2 separate regions of the Homo sapiens genome follow, and region 1 is linked to region 2. Evidence: chromatin loops called from intact Hi-C (ENCODE). Cell type or tissue: PC-3. All regions are shown on one strand.

What was found. Peaks named below come from ENCODE experiments on the same cell type or tissue, not always from the same donor. Only the 100,000 strongest peaks of a DNase experiment are listed, where the experiment ranks them.
Region 1: it touches region 2 in a loop (3-fold over the local background); 1 of 110 quality-filtered maps calls a loop at or near these places.

The regions. Positions count from the first base shown.
Region 1 is chr11:96,677,583-96,685,582 of GRCh38, reverse strand. No RefSeq gene overlaps it. Among named protein-coding and RNA genes, the nearest start is that of LINC02737, 170 kb to the right of the region's middle. In PC-3, no CTCF peak of the experiment used is centred here; no DNase peak of the experiment used is centred here; H3K27me3 peaks cover 1,066 bases.
Region 2 is chr11:96,744,873-96,752,872 of GRCh38, reverse strand. No RefSeq gene overlaps it. Among named protein-coding and RNA genes, the nearest start is that of LINC02737, 240 kb to the right of the region's middle. In PC-3, no CTCF peak of the experiment used is centred here; a DNase peak (open chromatin) is centred at 4,042; H3K4me3 peaks cover 961 bases; H3K27ac peaks cover 2,023 bases.

The DNA.
Region 1 (8,000 bases), 67 kb after region 2:
CTCATACATTGGTTCCTTTAATCTCCAAAGTATTACAGTCTGAAAACTGCATAGATAATAGAGTTGACTGAGAGCTTGAGCACGGGAGGCATGCACATCACAGCACGTAAGGCACAAAACTCTTCCAGCTCTTCTCACACATCCGTGATACTAGACAGATTCCCACCATGGAAAAATTGCAGAAGTCTTCTCTTCACAATCACTACAGGCTTCAACGTCCTGCCATTTGAGATCTCTTTCCCTCGTGATCCTCCACTTTATTCCTCCACTTGTTTACTCCTGTCCCTGTGTGATTACATTAGGCTCACCTGGATAATCCAAGCTACCCTTACTGTTTAAGGTTTTAAGGCGTGTGGTTTTTGCTGTTGTTGTTTTTTCAATTAGCAGCATTAATTCCATTTGCAACCTTAATTGCCCTTTACCAGGTAGCCTAAAATATTTAAAGGTTCCAGGGATTCAAATGTAGACATCTTTAGCGAGCTACTCGTCTCCTATCACAGTGGATATCCTTTTGGTATGTTGCTGGATTCAGTTTGCTAGTATTTTGTTGAGGATTTGTGAATCTATATTCACAACTGACATTGGTCGGTAGTTTTCTTATGATGTCTTTATCTGTTTTTTTCTAAGTTCTTAAGGTGGAAGTTTACAAAATTGCTTCGAGAATTTTCTTCTGTCTAAATATATGTGTTTAATGCTATTTGTTCATGTTATTGTTGCTGCTGCTGCTGTTTGTTTACTGACTTTCCTGAACTATGTTTCTGAAGTCTATGTTCTTTGTACCGTGGGGCTATCGAAGTTTCTGCTCAGCTTACTGGTCAAATACTGACTGAACGTAAATTTCTTTAAATGCCTGTAACCAATAAGCTCCCAGCTTTTACCAAAAGGCTCTCTGTGTATCCGGTGGGGCATGGCTTCAACACTCAAGTCCAGCAGTTTAACACTCTGCCTTAGCTTTTTTGTCTCGCTCTGTCACCCAGGCTGGAGTGCAGTGGCGTGATCTCAGCTTACTGCAACCTCTGCCTCACGTGTTCAAGTGATTCTCCTGCCTTAGCCTCCCAAGTAGCTGGGATTACAGGTGTGTGCCACCATGCCCGGCTCATTTTTTTTGTATTTTTAGTAGAGACATGGTTTCACCATGTTGGCCAGGCTGGTCTCGAACTCCTGACCTCAGGTGATCCGCCAGCCTCAACCTCCCAAAGTGCTGGGATTATAACCATAAGCCACCATGACCAGTCAGGTTTTACCTTTTTTTTTTTTTTTTTTGCCTCAGGGGTCTTTACTCTGGTTTGGGCACAAGTTAATAATGTGGCCAGCACTTAATTGTAAACTGCAGGGCTACACTATCTTTTTTTTCTTTAAATTATACTTTAGTTCTGGGATACATGTGCAGAACATGCAGGTTTGTTACACACATATACACGTGCTATAGTGGTTTGCTGCACCCATCAACTTGTCGTCTACATTAGGTATTTCTCCTAATGCTATCCCTCCTCTTGACCCCCAACAGGCCTCAATGTGTGATGTTCCCCTCCCTGTGCCCATATGTTCTCATTGTTCATCTCCCACTTATGAGTGAGAACATGCGGTGTTTGGTTTTCTATTCCTGGGTTAGTTTGCTGAAAACGATGGTTTCCAGCTTCATCTGTGTCCCTGCAAAGGACATGAACTCATTCTTTTTTATGGCTGCATAGTATGAGAAAATGTGGCACATATAGAGCTTTTACTTCTTACTTGTGGAGAGTTTAAGGCCCTCTTGGGTCTTTCTTGAGTATGCACATAGCCCTATGCAAAAACATGTCTCTGCATGTGAGGGCCCTTCTAGATTCCCAGGAAAATGTCAGATCTTTCCAAAGCTTTAATAGGTGGGTCCAATAAGCTTTTTTAAAAGTGGTTTGGTCAACTCATCCTTTCACTACCTCGAGCAACTGCCACAGATTATTTCAACAAATATCCCTGGGCAAAAGTGTGTTTATACTGAAAGAGTTGTAACACAGGTCAAATACAGACAAGCATTGGGAGTAGGATTTTCCAAGGAATTGCCAGACAGGTCAAATAATAACAGTTAAGAATGGGGCTTTGTAGGAATTCCAACCCCAAATACATTCTCCAGTGGCTGCTAGACTGCTGGTTTTCAAGATAATTACAAGGCTGTTGATTTTCAAGGCTACCACAAATGGGAAGAGGAAGATGGGGATAGGGTAAGTTGAAACATCACAAAACTTAATGTTTTTATTGAGAATAAGTCTTTTTTCTTTTTTCTTTTGTTTTTTTTTTTGAGATGGAACCTGGCTTTGTCACCCAGGCTGGAGTACAGTGGCACAATCTCGGCTCACTGCAACCTCTGCCTCCCAGGTTCAAGCAATTCTTCTGATTCTCCTGCTTCAGCCTTCTGAGTAGCTGGGATTACAGGCACCCACCACCACCCCTGGCTAATTTTTCTATTTTTAGTAGAGACAGGGTTTCACCATGTTGGTCAGGCTGGTCTCAAACTCCCAAGCTCAAGTGATCCACCTGCTTCAGCCTCCCAAAGTGCTGGGATTACAGGCATGAGCCACTCCACCCAGCCCATTTTTCTTGAATAAATGTTCACAAATTATTATAAGCCTTGGTTTCTTAAAACACTGATTTTTGTTAACTTTTTCTAGTGTTCTCATTGCTTTTTATAAGAGAATTTTTTGAAAGTTCTTATGCCACTATTTCCATTGCTGTCACTTAATGTTTTCTATTGAGATACTAGACATTGGCACTCTGTAATATAAAATTAATTTTAAGAAGGTTTTAGTTTTTTTTTATGAAATCCTTGTGGGGAGCATATAGAAATTGAGCTGGATATAGTACAATTAAGCTTATTCATAGTTAGATAACTTAATATAATCAATGAGTTGATTAATAAATTTGTTTAGAACTAAAGAGAAGTCTCCAGTGGCTTGGTTTTTGCTTTCATAATTGAGGAGCTTCTGAACAATTTGGGTAAATACATAGAATATTTTTTAAATCAAACATTCAAAAGTAATTTTGATGGATTTTATTTTTTAATATTTTGATAGGCTGAAACATTCAGCAAAATAAATGTATAATAGCAAGACCCAATATAAAGTCCTGCATTTGTATTTTTTAAATTAATTATATCCTGCATTTTAGCGGAAGCAAATTTAATAGCAATTTGTAATGGAGAAAGAAGAGAAAAAAATTAAAAAGGAAGAAAAGAAAAATAGTTTTAGTTGACCACCAAAATGCTATGTCCTAATAATACAGCAAGTTATGGCTGATGCACACACATACATATCAACTGCTCTCAGAAACATTGATTAGTAATTAATTCAAAAGATGTTTGTTGAGCCCATGATATATGCAATCTACTCTGTTAGATACTATTGACATGAGGATTTGTGAGAAAAATCTTGGCTTTGTCCTCAATGTGATCACCATTTAAAGAGATAAATGAAAACAAATCGTAAAAAATGCAACAAGTATTATATCACAGATCATCACAAAATGGTAAGGGAACACTCAAATAGCAAGATTAATTCTGTTTGAAAGGAATAGTCTGGGTAAGTACGCTTTAACTGGCACGCAAGGGTTTGAAGATCATTCCAGGGACTGAAAATAAATTGCATGTACTGAGCATTTACATGGGTTTGGTCCTGGAGTAAACAATAAAAACAAAGCAGTCATGTCTTCCCTTGAATACCATGATCTAGTGAGTCACCCCCACCCCCAGCAGAAAGAGCTTTCTAATCCCCTCCAAGTAAAAATTAACTGAAGGGTCTTATTTATTAAATCGGCAAATTACTTCTGCTGTTAACTTTTCCTAGTTTCACACTGGTGACAGGTAAAACTTCAGTTCACTCTGTGACAAGTTCTATGGAACTATAGTTGGGTATTCAGTGAATTAGAGACGAGCAAAAAGGATTACAGTCATAAGCAACTACTCATAAAACGCTAATACGAAGCTAGTATAGTCATCAGACTTTTAATTAAAGCTTTGAAAGTAGTTCTACCTCGATAATATGTTGGATTCCTCTGAACTTATTACACAAGCGTTTTTCCAGTGAATTGCTACAGCAGCTCTGAGCACTGAACATGATTTATAATATCACAGATTGGATGACAGATAATGGTGGAAGCTAAAGATAATAAATAATTATTGGTACCATCTGGACTCATTGAAAAACATCCTTTTAAAAAGTGCATTTCAGAGCTCTACAAAAATAGAATTTGTGCAAAGAAAACAAAAATGTTAAATTTAAATTAGATGGGAGCAAAGATAGTAATTAAGAATTCACAGGGGAACATAGATCTAATTTAGAAGCAATTGACACAAAATTATTCATAAAACAGGATGGTTTTTCAGATTATCATCTATATTGATGAAGTAGAATAAGCTCTCTATTAATCTCTTCATGTCAAAGACAGTAAATGCCATGTAATCTAAGCTCTGGGGTCACCCTGATAGTTTTTCCAATTTTCAACTGAAAAATCTGGTTACTATTGACATTGAGGCACATTAAATTCACTGTGAAAAATACAACAATTATATATGCATACAAGCTATTTATTCTGTTCAGGTCTTTCTGCATCAACGGGGAATGAGTTAATCATACAAAAATGTTAGTGGATGGCTTTTTAAAGATATTAGATTTGGTGATCCTTCTAAACCTGTAACAGCATTTTTTTTTTTCTTGGCGCCTAGCTCCTTTCTGAGAAGGGAGAGGGAACAGGCTAGAATACCTATACATATTTCTGTCTGTGTTTCTCATAGAAGCAGCTCACAGAACGTAATTCCAAGAAAACAGTTTTAAGGGCGGTAGTCACAAGTGCATGTAAATATTTGCTAAGTGCCTATAAAATACAACACACACATTTTACACACAGCACTTTACCCTATTTTATTCAGCTCACAACACATGCTCAAGGAGAATACTATCTCCATCTTCCAGATAAGGAAGCTGACTTGCCCAAACTCAGATCTGTTTATACTATTTCTACAGCATCATGCAATAAATGAAGAGCTACAGGAGCAGTTAAATGGAGTCACTTGAAAATACAGGAGCTAGACCAGATTGGAAGCTAGAGAGCTGCAAATCGCATGGAACAATCAGGATACACTGTGTGTGTAAGGATAGGATTCAGGAGCACTGTTTCTTTCCTTTTACAGATGCTTGGCAGTCTCCCAATAACATGAACTTAAAGTGGGAGGTCTATGTTGAACAGCTGCCATGATCATATGTTGACAAATTTGTTACCTAATAAATCTTTATTTTACTTCTCTGAGAAGCTGCTGCAATTCAGTAAATATCTTCATTGCAGTAGCTTGATTAGAAGACATCAACACCTGAAGAAGCAGAGATACTTTTTATTATGATAAAATGACTTTGCTACTTTGCTAGCCATTGATCAGATTGTTACTGTGTGTTTAAAACCCACAACTTGTTTGTCCCTGCGAACATACCAAAACATTTTTATTCACAGTTTATTTCAGATCACTGAGCATGAACTGAGATTATGTTTGTCATCAACGAGAAAGAGATAAGGAAATTAGCAGACCTGTCAGCATGAAAGCTAAGATAGGTTTGTTTCACCTAGAATATGGATAAACACAAAGTATGCCTTGCTCTGAATTTCCATAATTTATTTACATGCAAACAAATCTCAAGTGTGGGGGAGGGGTTGGGGGAGGGAATATGTATCCAGCCCAAATTCTCCCCAGGAGTTTAGACAAGTGCTTACTGAAAATTCTCTTTAATATCCTATGTGAATCACAATCTTGATGCACTAAAAGCTGAATTTATTTTCTTCCCTTTCTTCCTATCCAACCCCATTGCAAACACCTTTGCCTCTTAGTAACTAACACTAGTAATTTCAGGCATAACTCTGAAATTTATCCTTAACTACACTTCTCCCTCTCCCTGAACCCTGTACCCCCAAAATCCTTCTAGGTTTATGCCAATCCCTTATTCCAACCCAAAATCTTTCTTCAGTCTGTCTACTTCTCTCCATCTCCATTACTGACCTAACTTGGCCACCTTCATCTCTTAGTGGACTTTTCAACAATCTCCTGACAGTTCCTCCCACTTAAAATGATCCTTTGAAGGTCCTCTTCAAGGAGAACTACAAACCACTGCTCAATGAAATAAAAGAGGATACAAACAAATGGAAGAACATTCCATGCTCATGGGTAGGAAGAATCAATATTGTGAAAATGGCCATACTGCCCAAGGTAATTTATAGATTCAATGCCATCCCCATCAAGCTACCAATGACTTTCCTCACAGAATTGGAAAAAACTACTTTGAAGTTCATATGGAACCAAAAAAGAGCCTGCATCGCCAAGTCAATCCTAAGCCAAAAGAACAAAGCTGGAGGCATCACGCTACCTGACTTCAAACTATACTACAAGGCTACAGTAACCAAAATAGCATGGTACTGGTACCAAAACAGAGACATAGATCAATGGAACAGAACAGAGCCCTCAGAAATAACACCACATATCTACAACTATCTGATCTTTGACAAACCTGAGAAAAATAAGCAATGGGGAAAGGATTCCCTAGTTAATAAATGGTGCTGGGAAAACTGGCTAGCCATATGTAGAATGCTGAAACTGGATCCCTTCCTTACACCTTATACAAAAATTAATTCATGATGGATTAAAGACTTAAATGTTAGACCTAAAACCATAAAAACTGTAGAAGAAAACCTAGGCATTACCATTCAGGACATAGGCATGGGCAAGGACTTCATGTCTAAAACACCAAAAGCAATGGCAACAAAAGACAAAATTGACAAATGGGATCTAATTAAACTAAAGAGCTTCTGCACAGCAAAAGAAACTACCATCACAGTGAACAGGCAACCTACAAAATGGGAGAAAATTTTCACAACCTACTCATCTGACAAAGGGCTAATATCCAGAATCTACAATGAACTCAAACAAATTTACAAGAAAAAAACAAACAACCCCATCAAAAAGTGGGCAAAGGACATGAACAGACACTCCTCAAAAGAAGACGTTTATGCAGCCAACAGACACATGAAAAAATGCTCACCATCACTGGCCATCAGAGAAATGCAAATCAAAACCACAATGAGATACCATCTCACACCAGTTAGAATGGCAATCATTAAAAAGTCAGGAAACAACAGGTGCTGGAGAGGATGTGGAGAAACAGGAACACTTTTACACTGTTGGTGGGACTGTAAACTAGTTCAACCATTGTGGAAGTCAGTGTGGCGATTCCTCAGGGATCTAGAACTAGAAATACCATTTGACCCAGCCATCCCATTACTGGCTATATACCCAAAGGACTATAAATCATGCTGCTATAAAGACACATGCACACGTATGTTTACTGCGGCACTATTCACAATAGCAAAGACTTGGAACCAACCCAAATGTCCAACAATGATAGACTGGATTAAGAAAATGTGGCCCATATACACCATGGAATACTATGCAGCCATAAAAAATGATGAGTTCATGTCCTTTGTAGGGACATAGATGAAATTGGAAATCATCATTCTCAGTAAACTATCACAAGAACAAAAAACCAAACACCGCATATTCTCACTCATAGGTGGGAATTGAACAATGAGAACACATGGACACAGGAAGGGGAACATCACACTCTAGGGACTGTTGTGGGGTGGGGGGAGGGGGGAGGGATAGCATTAGGAGATATACCTAATGTAGATGACGAGTTAATGAGTGCAGCACAACAGCATGGCACATGTATACATATGTAACTAACCTGCACATTGTGCACATGTACCCTAAAACTTAAAGTATAACAATTAAAAAAATGTTAATACAATTAGATTGTTCTCAAGCTTAACACCCTTCTATAGCTTTCTGCTACTGTTATCATGAAGAAAATAATCTTCCTAACATTGTACCTCATATGTCATGAATCACTCAGAGATACTCCAGCCATTCAGATCACCTTTCAGTTCCTTGCTCCAAGTTCTTTCTGGCACCAAGGCTGTCATCCATCTGTCCA
Region 2 (8,000 bases):
CAGCAAACTGCAGCAGCCCTACAGAAGATTAACCTGACTGTTAAAAGAAAAACAAACAAACAGAAAGCAACAACAACAACATCAACAAAAAGACCTCACAAAACCCCATTCAAATGTCAGCACCTCAAAGATCCTCAAAGAATATTACCACTGACCCCATACAACCAACCATCAGAGCATACTATAAATACCTCTATATATGTAAACAAAAAATCTAGAAATGGAAACATTCCTGGGCACGTATACCCTCCCAAGATGGAACCAGGAAGACACTGAGACCCTGAATAGACCAGTAATGAGTTCTGAAATTGAGGCATTAATAAATAGTCTACCAGGCAAAGAAAAGCCCCAGACCAGACAGATTCACAGCTGAATTCTACCAGAGGTCAAAATAATTGCTGGTATGATTCCTACTAAAACTATTTTTAAAAACTGAAAAGGAAGGACTCCTCCCTAATTCATTCTATGAGGCCAGCATCATCCTGATGCCAAAACGTGGCAGAAACACACACACAAAAAAGAAAACTTCAGGCCAATATCCTTGATGAACACCCATGCAAAAATCCTCAACAAAATACTGTCAAACCGAATCCAGCAGCACATCAAAAAGCTTATCCACCATGATCAAGCAGGCATATCCCTGGGATGTAAGGTTGATTCAACATATACAAATCAATAAACGCAATGCATCACATAAACAGAACTAAAGGCAAAACCACATGATTATCTCAATAGATGCAGAAAAAGCCTCTGATAAAATTCAACATCCCTTCATGTTAAAGGCTCTTAATAAACTAGGTATTGAAGGAATATACCTCAAAATAATAAGAGCCATCTATGACAAACTGACAGTCAATATAATGCTGAATAGGCAAAAGCTGAAAGCACCTTGACAACTGGCACAAGACAAGGTTGTCCTTTCTCAACATTCCTATTCAACATAGTATTAGAATTTCTGGCCAGGGCAATCAGGCAAAAGAAGGAAATAAAGTGGCCCAGCATGGTGACTTACGCCTGTAATCCCAGCATTTTGGGAGGCTGAGGCAGGCAGATCATGAGGTCAGGAGATTGAGACCATCCTGGCTAACACGGTGAAACCCCATCTCTACTAAAAATACAAAAAATTAGCTGGGCATGGTGGCACACACCTTAGTCTCATTAAAAAGAAGGCAAAGGATATGAACAGACACTTCTCAAAAGAAACATACATGCAGCCAACAAACATATGAAAAACAAAAAGGTCATCACTGATCATTAGAGAAATGCAAATCAAAGCCACAATGAAATACTATTTCACACCAGCCAGAATGGCTGTTATTAAAAAGTCAAAAAATAATAGATGCTGGCGAGGTTGTGGAGAAAAAGGAATGTTTTTACACTGTGGGTGGGAGTGTAAATTAGTTAAACCAGTGGAAGGCAGTGTGGTGATTCCTCAAAGACCTAGAAGCAGAAATACCATTCAACCCAGCAATCCCATTACCAGGTATATGCCCAAAGGAACATAAATCATTCTATTATGAAGACACATGCATTTGTATGTTCACTGCAGCACTATTCACAATAGCAAAGATACGGAATCAACCTAAATCCCCATCAATGATAGACTGGATAAAGAAAATGTGTTACATATACACCATGGATTACTACGCAGCTATACAAAGAAACAAGATCATGTCCTTTGCAGGGACATGGATGGAGCTGGAAGCCATTATCCTCAGCAAACTAATGAAGGAACAAAAAACCAAATACCGCATGTTCTCACTTATAATTGGGAGCTAAATGATAAGAACACATGGACACATGGTGGGGGGAACAGCACACACTGGGGCCTGTTAGAGGGCAAGAGGTGGGAGGAGGGAGAGGATCAGGAAGAATAGCTAACGGATGCTGGGCTTAATACCTAAGTGATGGGATGATGTGTGCAGCAAACCACCACGGCACACATTTGTTTACCTTATGTAATAAACCTGCACATCCCGCACATGTACCCCTGAACTTAAAATAAAAGTTGCATATTTCAAAAATGAAGTTTGCATGTGGACAGTTAAATGAACTTACAGATTACATTATTTGGTTCAAAGTAACCATTACAAAAAGGAATTTAAATCCAAATGAACCAAGAATTGAAAGTAATATTCATAAAGCATCAGAGAAAACCAAGAAAATGGCAAAGACAAATACAGGCTCTTCCTAAGCTACATATCAAAGATGAAATAATGATTTCATCATATCTAACAAAAAATTTGCAAAAACAAACCATCAAGACTACCTAAAATGTGGATTGACTATTTTTAATGATGAACTCCTACTTTATTATACATTGTGCCATTGGATATTAACTAATTCCTATCATTAATATTTATATTACATAAACAAATATATACATATTGAATGTGAATGCTTGTTTTTGTTTTATTGTTAGTGGCATGCATTCAAAAAATGTTTACAGATCTCTGAACTATGGTGTTGTTGCACACCATAGGATATAGATGGGGCTATCTCTGCTATCAAACCTCTTTGATGTTGATCACAAAGCTGTCTGAGTCCACCTTTGCGAATTTCTTGCTTTTAGGCTGCTCAGTATGATGCTCATCCCTCCATGCCTTTCCCTGTTATTAACCTGTTCTCTGTCAAGGCTACCAAGCGGCCCCTAGCAGGTTTCTCTTCAGATGCCAGGCTCCACTGGCATGACTGCGCTTTGTCCCCAAACCTGCCAATGAGTTTACCTCAACATCCATATTTCTCAAATGGACATGTCACATTTTTAGGTTAGTGTTCCCCTAATAGAGCCTATCTAACTCAGTTCCTCAAATGCCTGTTCCAAAACCCTGTAACTTAGATGACATTTACAAAATACAGTGAAAATAACTTATTGACTTCATGATAGCAAAAGTATACCCATTATAGATATTTAACTCCATAAAAGGAAGTGCTAAAATGAGAAACTGCATTAGCCTATTATTGTTTCTTCTTTTCAGTTGAAGTTATTTCTCACATCATCAAACGTTATAACTCAAAACATTAACTTTTAAATGGATCAGACCAAAACGTGTATTTTAGAAATCAAAACTTCCTTGTCAAATTCCTATGTGCTTGCTAAATATTCGACTTTTTTGTTGGCTATTGTTTAATTTTAAATATTCTATGTTGTAAAGCTGCTATAATTATGACAATACTTTTTAAAACTTTTTTAAACCCTAATGTATTTTTACCACCTGATTATACCCCCTTTTCTACTACTGGCAATGTATGATTTCATCTCAGAACACGTTAAATAATCCCCATTTAGTCTAGCTTTTGAATTTGATATTAATTGAAATACTTGCAAAAATAACTCACAGTTAATTTTGATTTTTCATTAATAAATTTAATTGAATTTGAAACTGGCATTGGGTCAGCAGAGGGAAAATGCTCTGCATTTGTCACTGAAATGAACACAAATAGAATATAGTCCAAATGCACTAGTTTAGCTCTGTGCATAATATAATACTTTCCTAGTTTAATGTGATCCTCCATGTAGACACAGTTTATTTATAACTGTAACCCACAATTATGGAAAAATAAGACTTTCCTCTGAAACTATTCTTTCCCTAAAGTAGTTTCTGGTTGTGGTAGGAAAAACTATGATGAGTTCTAAAAGACTCGATTCCAAACATTCAGGGAATACACACTCAGATCTTCCTGATAGGACTCTTTAAAATAGTTTTGCTGTATTTTCATTGCAAATAAGAGATGAATCAGACATTTTTTCTTTATAAATAACAGAATAGGTTGCAATTCAGTAAATACATTTATAATGTCCTTTATCACACACCAGAAAGCTGATATGTGCAGAGTTTGACTCCCTCTCCCATCCATTATCCACGAAAGACAGAATTGTTGAATTACACTTCTTTTTATCAGCCATAAACTCTTAGTTTTCAATTTGGGGCATAATTGGGAGTGTTGCAAAAGATTTTTATGATCTTTTTCCCCCAGTCTCAGAGCCAATTATTGTGCTATTTGTATATGCAGCAAATTATTCAAGTATTAGTCATTTCCCTTGTTACTTTCTTCCTGCTCAAATTGTGTTACAATAAATTCAGGCTGCATTTGCAGTTAGAGTATTTACTTTTATTTTTCATAATGTACCTACAAGTAGCCAAACTCAGTTGTTTAAACAGGTGGCAGTATGAGAGTGGAATATTATTCCTGAGAAAGGGTAGTCTTGGGCCTGATGTCAAAGTGTCCATGGTCAAGTTTGAATGGGGCAAAAGTTTCCTTTGGGGCAGTAACTGAAGACAGAGAAAAAAACTGCTACATCAAATTTTAAATAACCTTAAATGCCAAAGACAAATGAATGCTAAAAGGCTTGTGATTACTGAAGTCGCCCCATAGTTGCAGCCCAGGTAAACATGTCTAATTTTGAGAGGCAGAGAGTTCAATTATGAATTTTTCAATTATCTAGGCTTGAAACATAGGCCTGGGTGAAAGCAGTTGGAACAGAAAGGAAGAAATGGTGTCATAAGTGTATTAAGAAATTCTGGCAACTGATTCCACTGGGGACTGTGATCAAATGTGGCTTCCAATTTTAGAGGTGTAGTGCCTAAAAAATTATGTACTAACATACATAAGGGAATCAGAAAAGAACAGAAATAGGAGGGAAGATGGTAAATTTGCCCTAAAAGTTAAATTTGAGGTCGCCCTAAGACATACAAATAGGAATATCAAACCAGGCATGTAAGGGAGTTGGAGAGGACAAAAAAATAACTAGGAAAATTTCCTCTTCCACCTTGATTTTCAGTACACAAAGAACAAAACTATAAAGTAGGAAAATGTATTTATGCAAGGCTACCTTCCTTCATCAAGCCTTTCAGTGAATGCTTGAATTAGGGTCATGATATTCTCTAACTGAGGGGAATCCAATGTTTTGCCTTCCCTGGGACACATTGGAAGAAGAATTGTCGTGGGCCACACATAAAATACACTAACATTAATGATAGCTGATGAGCTAAAAAAAAATTGCAAAACAGAACCCATAATGATTTAAGAAAGTTTACGAATTTGTGTTGGGCCACATTCAAAGTCATCTTGGGCTGCATGTGGCCTGCAGGTCGTGGGTTGGATGAGCTTTCTAATCCATTCATTCTTTGATTCAAAATGCATTTATTGATCACATGTTACAGATCAGGAATAAAAATGGTAAAAAAGAAACATACTTAAGAAGTAGTTAAGGGGTAGAAACAACAGAATTTGTTACCAAATCTATAGTAGGAAAGACTTTCCAAAAATTCTAGACTTCTTGATATATAGATTAAAATAAACTAGGAGGTGACAGAAAAATACATTTAAAAAAATATTATTTGAGTCCTGGGGAACAACATTTCCAGAGCTGTTCCTCTGTTATCATGACACCCTGAGAGGAACAATGACCTCTGGCAGCCCAATGCTTACCATGGAGACTTTAGGGAATTTCATGATATCAAAATAAAATGACTCCACTCCAGTCATTCATTTATTTATCCATTAAACAAATGTTTATCTTATGCTCACCATGTGCAAAGTACTGTGCTAGGTACTAGACGTGGAGTAGTAGATGAACAGATAGGATCTCTTCTTAGTAGTGTTTAAAATGTAGTATTGAAACGGGAAAAGTTCCCTTGTCCCCCTCGCAGGTCATGTTATGGGGGTGTGGCTCGCTTCTTCAGTGCCCCACCATTCAAACTTCTAGGGAGCATGCAAACAGGCAGGCTGTGGGGCTCCGACCCCACGGCAGCATCTAGGGGTGAATGTTTACAGCTGAAGCCCCAGTGGGCATGTGTTATAGTATGTTCCATCTGTAGTTTATCCATCTGTAGACAGCTTGTGTTAGTCAGTTCAATTAGGCCCCCTGCCTAATTGAACTAGGAGAGAGGGCTTTCTGTATCCAGGGGTTTCTTGCCTTGGTGTACTGGAAAAATCAGATCACACGTGGGCTTGGAGGAGTGCAAGCTTTTATTGAGTGGAAGTGGCTCTCAGCAGGTGGGGGAGCCAGAAGGCAGATGGGGTGTGAAAGTGGTTTTCTCCCGGAGTTGGGCCGCTCAGCAGCCCAGGCTCTCCTCCAACTGCCCCCACTAAACTCCGCCTCATTCCACTGGTTGATGGTCTGCCAGCATCTATCGGTGTGCTCTTACACTGGTGCATTCCTGTCGAAGTCCAGCCGCTTGTGTGCGTGCCCGCTAGGGTCTCGGGGGGTTTTATAGGCACAGGATCGGGGCATGGTGGGCCAGGGTGGTCTTGGGAAATGCAACATTGGGCAGGAAAACGGAAATGCCTGTCCTCACTAAGGTCCATGGGCACAAGCCTGGGGCTGGAACCCTAGACAGAGACCAGGCCTTTCTCTAGCCAGCATTTCCCTGACCCCTCCCATATCAGCATTTTCACCTACCACAGATCTAACCCACTCTCAAGAGTCTTTCCAGACTCAGCTAGTCACTGGGCGCTGCCTGTTATTTCTTTCAACTACCTGTTTCCATCTTCATCACCTTAACCATTATTTAAATATCTGTAGATATGCCAACACCCGATAGTTAATAATTATTTAAGTCCACCAGAGGCTTGGAATTCAAGATACAGTACTCAACATACTTGAGATAGATGAGTATGCTCTGCTTAATGTATTTGTTAGAAATAGAAAAACATTGCATACTGTTAATCTGTTAATTTTTAAAAATATTTAAATAGTGTTTTATTGATAAAAGATTAGTTTAAATGGACAAAATTGCTGTGTAAAATAAGTATTTTCAAAATACATTTCTATAGGTAGAGATTATCTCTTAGTAAAAGAGCAATTGGCTATTATCAAAAGTATATATTTTGATTTGAGTAGCAAAACAAAAGAGGATTAGAAGTATAACAGTGGAGGCCCTCCTACCCTGCATAACCATTATTAGGTGACAGCTTGCCCTAAGTAGTACTTTTACTCAAACACACAAGCCTTACATTAACCACTTGCACATGCCTTTTTTCTTCTTTACAGATTTTTCTAGAAAAGTTAATTTTTATTAATTCGTTTCTCAACAGCACCTTTTACAGAGGTTACATGAGCTGAAATATTTTTGTTTAAAGCAGATTTAATTTTTAAGCTTTCAAAGTACCAAAAAGGTAAGGACTTTGCAAAACATGCAGTTTTATTGCAGAGAGCTTTCTTTTCCTACCCAAATTGCTAGGAATGTATTTTTAGGTTTCCGAATGAAACTATACTATAGAAGTTTTATTTTTTTCCTTTCTGAAAACTCACTTATGTATCAGAACTAATTGAAGACAACTGTCAACTGACATTCTGGCCAATGTCTTCTCTGTTTTTAGACTGGACCTAAAAATAACTAAAGAAAGTAATTTTTGCATGCCTGTAGGCAAAAGATCATCCTGTTCAGGAGAAAAGACCACTGGGTAAATTCCTTTATCTTTTAATTGATTAAATTCCCAACTGTTTAGATGTGGTCTACCCTTTTTAAAGGTTAGAACTTCCATCTGTCTATCGTTTTACATGAGACTCTGGGAAGTCTCACCTGCAGATGTGGCAGTCCCAGGGCAAAACGAGGGCAAGCTAAAAGTTGTGATCTTCCCAGTCAAAAAGAAGACAGCATTTTCTGTCCTTTTTTTTTTTTTTCCAGGCTTTCTATTTTTTTCCAGCCAGTCTTTCACAAGCAGCTCACTGGTTCCATAAATAAAGAGCAGCATCCTCTGTAGGCCGGGCTTTCCTGTAGGTGACCTTGTAAGAATGTCTCAAAACAGCCCATTCTCTGATTTGTGCATTTCTTGAGACCAATCAAGATCTTTTTTCCCCTTCCATTTGAGAAAGTAATGCTTAAATGATATCTAGATCTTATTGCTGAAATATTTTTTTACTACTCCATTCTCAAATGTTAGAAACTGATTCATTTGATGCCCAACTATGCAACTGCAGAAAGTATGACTTCTAAACTCCAATAGGAGAGAGAGGCTCCTTGGTTTAGAATTGTGAAATGACTAAGCCAGAT